Linked DNA regions of Homo sapiens: region 2 is linked to region 1. Evidence: chromatin contacts called from ENCODE Hi-C data. All regions are on one chromosome and are shown on one strand. The core of a region is the stretch at or near the end of the contact, and the rest is flanking DNA. Distances in the headings are between cores, read along the strand shown. Region 1 holds the start of DUSP3 (dual specificity phosphatase 3). Region 2 holds the start of HDAC5 (histone deacetylase 5).

What was found. A loop is a pair of places that touch in the nucleus more often than their neighbours do. Pooled maps may share reads with other maps.
Region 2: a pooled map shows a loop between it and region 1 (6-fold over the local background). The contact joins the promoter of HDAC5 here to the promoter of DUSP3 in region 1. A Hi-C loop is called at or near these places in 1 of 168 maps with a recorded cell type or tissue (gastrocnemius medialis) and 8 of 50 pooled maps.

The regions. Positions count from the first base shown.
Region 1 is chr17:43,777,694-43,780,393 of GRCh38, forward strand. DUSP3 (dual specificity phosphatase 3) reads right to left here and starts at 1,284. Exons shown (of 3, transcript NM_004090.4): 1 at 1,107-1,284. The coding sequence starts at 1,231. RefSeq lists an enhancer at 548-842 and a silencer at 775-1,464.
Region 2 is chr17:44,122,246-44,124,945 of GRCh38, forward strand. HDAC5 (histone deacetylase 5) reads right to left here and starts at 1,396. Exons shown (of 27, transcript NM_005474.5): 1 at 1,259-1,396. RefSeq lists silencers at 1,088-1,227, 1,278-1,377, 1,448-1,507 and an enhancer at 1,598-1,757.

The sequences.
Region 1 (2,700 bases), core at 34-2,533:
AAAATCCAACTTGAGGCTTTCCAAGGCTGTACAGGCATGCTAATATATTCTTTCTTGAGGCTCCTATTTCACATCTCAGAATGTTAACACTGGTTCTTTCCTGCTGATTAGACATTCTTACTAGAAAAAAAATTTAAAATTTAAATTAAAAAAAATCTCTTACTGTCCGGGTGCGGTGGCTCACGCCTGTAATCCCAGCACTTTTGGAGGCCGAGGTGGGCGGATCATGAGGTCAGGAGTTTGAGACCAGCCTGGCCAAGAGACCAGCCTGGCCAATATGGTGAAACCCCGTCTCTACTAAAAATACAAAAAGTAGCCAGGCGTGGTGGCGGGCGCCTGTAATCCCAGCTACTCGGGAGGCTGAGGCAGGAGAATTGCTTGAACCCAGGAGGCAGAGGTTGCAGTGAGCCGAGATCTCGCCATTGCACTCCAGCCTGGGTGACAGAGCCTGGGGGTGAAAGGTCAAGAGCCTTTTCTAGGTGGTGGCTCAGGTCCTTAGGGGGGTTATCACTGGACCGTTCTAGAATCTCCTGTAAATCAAATCACATCTGGAAGGTGGGGGCCTGGAAATCCCGGCCCAGCTCCCCGGACTCGCTCATTTGGGGTGTTTAGGTTCCCTGATCCGGGACTGCCGGGCCGGGAAAATTCCATGCCCGAATTGTGACGTCGGCCCGTTGCCATGGCGGCGAAGGCAGACATTCCGCGGTGACCTCACTGCAGAACCAGGCAGCTGTCACATGACGCGCGGGCAGGAGACCGGCCGGGCGACCGAGGGTCACCTGTTAAGTGAACATGGTAGCCCCGACCCCGCCCAAGGCCAAGCCCCAAGCGGGTGGCGGCTGGGACCCGGGCAGGCGCCACCCGGGCTCCGTGCACCCCGCCACGGGGAAGGGCCGCGCCCGGCCAGGCAGGGTTCCAGTTCCTTGGCCCCACGCGCGGGGGTAGGCGTCGACTCCAGGCCCCTCCCAAGCCCCCGCTGTGGCTCCCGGAGGGGCCATCGCGCCCGGGCTCCCCCAACCCAAGACTCGCGACACCCCGACCCCAGCCTCGGGTGGGCGGGGCGTCCCGAGAGGGACGGCGGGGCCGGGCTCGCGAAAGGGACTCACGCGTTGCCCACGTAGATCCGCGGGGTGACCTCGTTGCAGGGCTGGCTCGGGAGGCTGTAGCAGCCGCTGCCGTCCGAGAGCAGGTCGTTGAGATCCTGCACCGAGAGCTCGAACGAGCCCGACATGGCGGCGGCGGGGCCCTGCACGCCCGGCAGGAGCAAGCGAGGCGGAGAGCGGCGGATCAGCTGGGCGGGGGCTCGCGCCGGGAGCCGCCCCGTCCCGCCCCTGGGGCGGGCCCGCCGGGCTCCGGGAGCTGCGGAGCGCGGGCGCCGTGACGCGGGGGCCCCGCGCGCCACTCCTGGGCGCGTCCCGGGGGGAAGACGCCACCGCCCTGGAGTCTCAGGGGTCCTCGCCCCATCCCGGTCCAGGCCGTTTGTGTATCTTTGTAAACTGGCAAGCGCGGTAACTTCCTTCCCTGAATTAAATGCAGGGCCCAATAAACATTTCGTGGCGGAGGTACACCTAGGGGTCGCTTCAGTCTTTCATGATTACAGGGACCGCCGGGTTCGGCTCGTGAGCGGCTCCCTGCAGTGGAGGCACCACCCGGGCGCTTGACAGAATCCCCGCCCCAGCCCAGCCCTGCTGGATCAGAGTGGACATTTTACGGACCCCAGGAGGTCCCTACGGTCAAAGTCTGAGAAGCCCTACTCTGGGGCGCATCTGCTTTCAACATTCATTGAGAGTCATCGTCGTGCTTAAAAGCAGTCAGGTTTGGAATTCTGAGGAATTACTTAACCTGAGCCTGTTTGCAGGGAAAAAAAAAAAAAGCGGGATAGTAATGGTACCTAATTCTAGGGTTGCTGGAAGGGTTAAATGTGACATTCAAAGAAGGCACCCAGCACTGCATGGCGAGCACTCAATAGGTGTTAGTCCTTCATCAACAAATGCGTTGAGCACCCAGTGGGTGCTATACCCTGTGCTGGGGTGGAGATAAATCAGACTCCTGCAGCCCTTCCTGGAGCAGATGCCAGCCCACCATAAGCCACTCAGCATTTCCTGAACTCCCACTAAGTACAAAAGATAGTCTCTGTACTGGAGGAAAGCTGCCCTCCCCTACTGCCATGAAAAACTGGCAGTTTCCTTCCTGCAAAAGGGCAAATTTGGCCTTGAATTCAGGAACCCCACATCCTGAGCCCAGCCCTGCCACCAACTTGGTTCTTGAGTAACGTTGCTGCTGCTGTGGTCTTCAGTTTCCTCATTTGCAAAAGGAATTGGATCCGATTATCATTAGGGTCAACTTTCTCCTCCTCCAAAACTTGTGGTCTTGCACCTTCAGGGGAGCTATTGCAGTGGAGACTACTTAGCTGATAGCCCAAGATGTGTAACCAAGGCTGGAATTTCTGTATCCCTCACCCCACCCCGTGCCTGCCCACCCCTCCCGGTGCACCACTTCTTTCCTTCTGGTGTTGGCTGGCAGCATCTGCATTCTAAGCAGCGGGGAAAGCTTTCGAGTTCCTTGACCTTCATCTTGACTTGAGCCGAGGTTAGCATTAAAAACACAAGCCCAGAGGCAGCCAGCCATGCTCTGCTGCTCCTACTCCCTTCCCGGGACCTGTCCCTGATGTCATAACTGGGTAACTATGACAGCTTGTCA
Region 2 (2,700 bases), core at 146-2,645, 340 kb after region 1:
GCCTACATCCTCTGAAACTAAGAGGAAGCCAAAGGCAGGACCCAGACCCAGACTGCAATCCTGCAAGGCAATCTGGCTAGGGGTCCCTCTGACCAAGACTCCTGGATCTCACCCTCCCCCCCACCTCCTTTTGTTCCCATAATCTGGCTCCATCCTCCCCTCCCAGTTGGACACTGAAACCAATCACCACCACCTCCCCAAGCTCCAAATCTAATCCCAGATCCCAAAAGCATGGTGGTCACTGACTGAGTGATGGGTCCCTTTTGCACCCTCCTAAAAGCAACTGCAGCTGTTACCTTTCCTCTTTAGGGACACACCTCATTTCAGAAGGGGTATCAGCCAGGGGTATCAAGTGGTCATCTCCTCTCCCAAAGGAAGCACCCAACCTCCCCACTTCAACAGCCCCCACCAAGCTCCCAGATTAATTACTTACACCCAGCCAGTTCTCATCTTCCCCAGGGCCCCAGGGAAGGGTGGGGTGGAGAAGCTGACTCCCCCCAAGTTAATAAGGCACTGGTAGTGCCCCCGCTTCCATGAGATACAGATCCAGGATGAAAAATGGGGGGCATCCACCCAAGACAAGAAGGGGTTGGGGGGGAGCTCCATTTCATCTCCTAGCTCTCGCATCCTGGCTCCAAGGTGTCAGACAGGAGAAGAGGGTGGCAACAAACGCAGTAACGCCTCACAGGAGACGGGGTGAGAATAATGGGAGAGAGAAGTAAGGTGGACTCCGCAGTCCCCCTCCTCATGCACGGAAGTCAAGGACATAAAATCAAGGATGCGTTCGTAGCTATGGGGAGAAGCGCTCTGGGTGGACAGCACCCCTCACCTCAGAGTACCAAGAAAGGGGTGTCCAGCGAAGAGGGGTCTGCACAGAATCCGGGTGCAGGGCTCAAATGGCTCTGCAACGCAACATGCGCCGCCAGGGAAGGGGCAAATCAGACAACCCCGGCCGGTCTCCGAGCCATTTGGGGGCGCAGGGCGCGAGAAGGCGGGCCCCTCCCTTACCTGTAGGGAAGGCGCCCCTGTCTGGGAGGGGCAGGGAGGGGCGCGCGCAGCAACCCCGATGTCCCGCTCACGGGCTGCCGATGCTCCCGGGGGGCGCCGGCTGGCTCCCAGGGCCGGGAGGAAGGAAGGGGGGCGCGGAGCGCGGCGCGCGCGCTGGGAGCCCGCGGACAGAGACAGCAGGAGGAGGGGGCGCCGCCTCGCGTCCCGGGGTCCGGGGAAGATGGGATCTGGGCCGGGGCGGCGCGCTCACCCGCTGCGGCTCGAGCTCCGGCTTCGCGGGCGGCGGCGGCAGCAGCGGCGGCGGCAGCGGCGGCAGCACCTCCTCGACGGCTCCTCCATCTTTGCGGCGGCTCCTCCGGCTCCGCTCGCCGCCGCCACCAACAACAACATTCGGAGACGTCACTCCCGTCACGTGACCCGACCCGGAGCTAAAAATAGACCCAGACCCCCCCCCCAGCCCCCCCCGCCTTCCCCTTGCCCGCAGCCACCACCAACCCCTCCCCTGCCTCTCGGCCCTCCCCGCCGGGCGGGGCCAGCGACGCCATCGTGACAGCTCCTTAAAGGGCCAGTGCCCAGCACAGGGTTCGGCCGAGACGGGGTGGAAGGGAAGGGATCGGAACCCAGCGAGCAGGAGTGGAAGGATCGCTGCAGGGGCCGAGTATGGATGCTGGGGCTCAACCTTTGGATTGTAAAAGTTTCCTCCTTGCGCTCCCCGGACTTTCTTTTCAAAACGTGGATGGTGCAATCGTCGCTTGCCTAAGCTGCTCCCCTAACACGCCCTCCCGCGGTCGGGGAGGGGACCTGGGGATAGATTCCCAGGGGCTGGGAGGGCCACCGCAGCCTCTGCAGCGGGGCCTGGCTGCGGGTGGATGGTTCGGACAAGTCTCGAACTCGCCAGCTCTGACCGCACACACTGCATCCGTGCCAGGGAAAGAAAAGCCTGGGAAAGGCCAGGGTATGGCTGTAACACTCCAAGGCCTTCAAAAGGGCAGACCAGCAGACCAGGAGCCGGAAAGACTTCCCTGACTTTGGTGCCATCCACGCTACATCTCCTCTTGGTACACAGTATGAACATGTTTAATTAGACCTAGACAATTTGTCAATGACCCAGCAATTCCACTAACAAAAATGTATTCCAAATAAATAAACGTTGTTATGTTAAAAAATGAACATGAGATTGTTTGTAATGATGTGAAAAGTTGAAAACAACCTAAATATCCATCGATAGGGAATTGGCAAGCAAAGCAGGAGACATTCATTCAGTAAAATATTATCCAGACATTAAAAGTTTTATAGGGGACCGGGCATGGTGGCTCACGCCTGTAATCCCCGCACTTTGGGAGGCGGAGGCAGGCGGATAACCTGAGGTCAAGAGTTTGAGACCAGCCTGGCCATTATGGTAAAACCCCGTCTCTACTAAAAATACAAAAAAATTAGCCGGGCGTGGTGGCAGGCGCCTGTAATCCCACCTACTCAGGAGGCTGAGGCAGTAGAATCCCTTGAACCTGAGAGGCGGAGGTTGCAGTGAGCCAAGATCGTGCCATTGCACTCCAGCCTGGGCAACAAGAGTGAAACTCTGCCTCAAAAAAAAAAGTTTTAAAGGGGCCAGGTGCATTGGCTCTTGCCTGTCATCAATCCTAGCACTTTGGAGGCCGAGGCGGGAGGATTGCTTGAGCCCAGTTCAAGACCAGC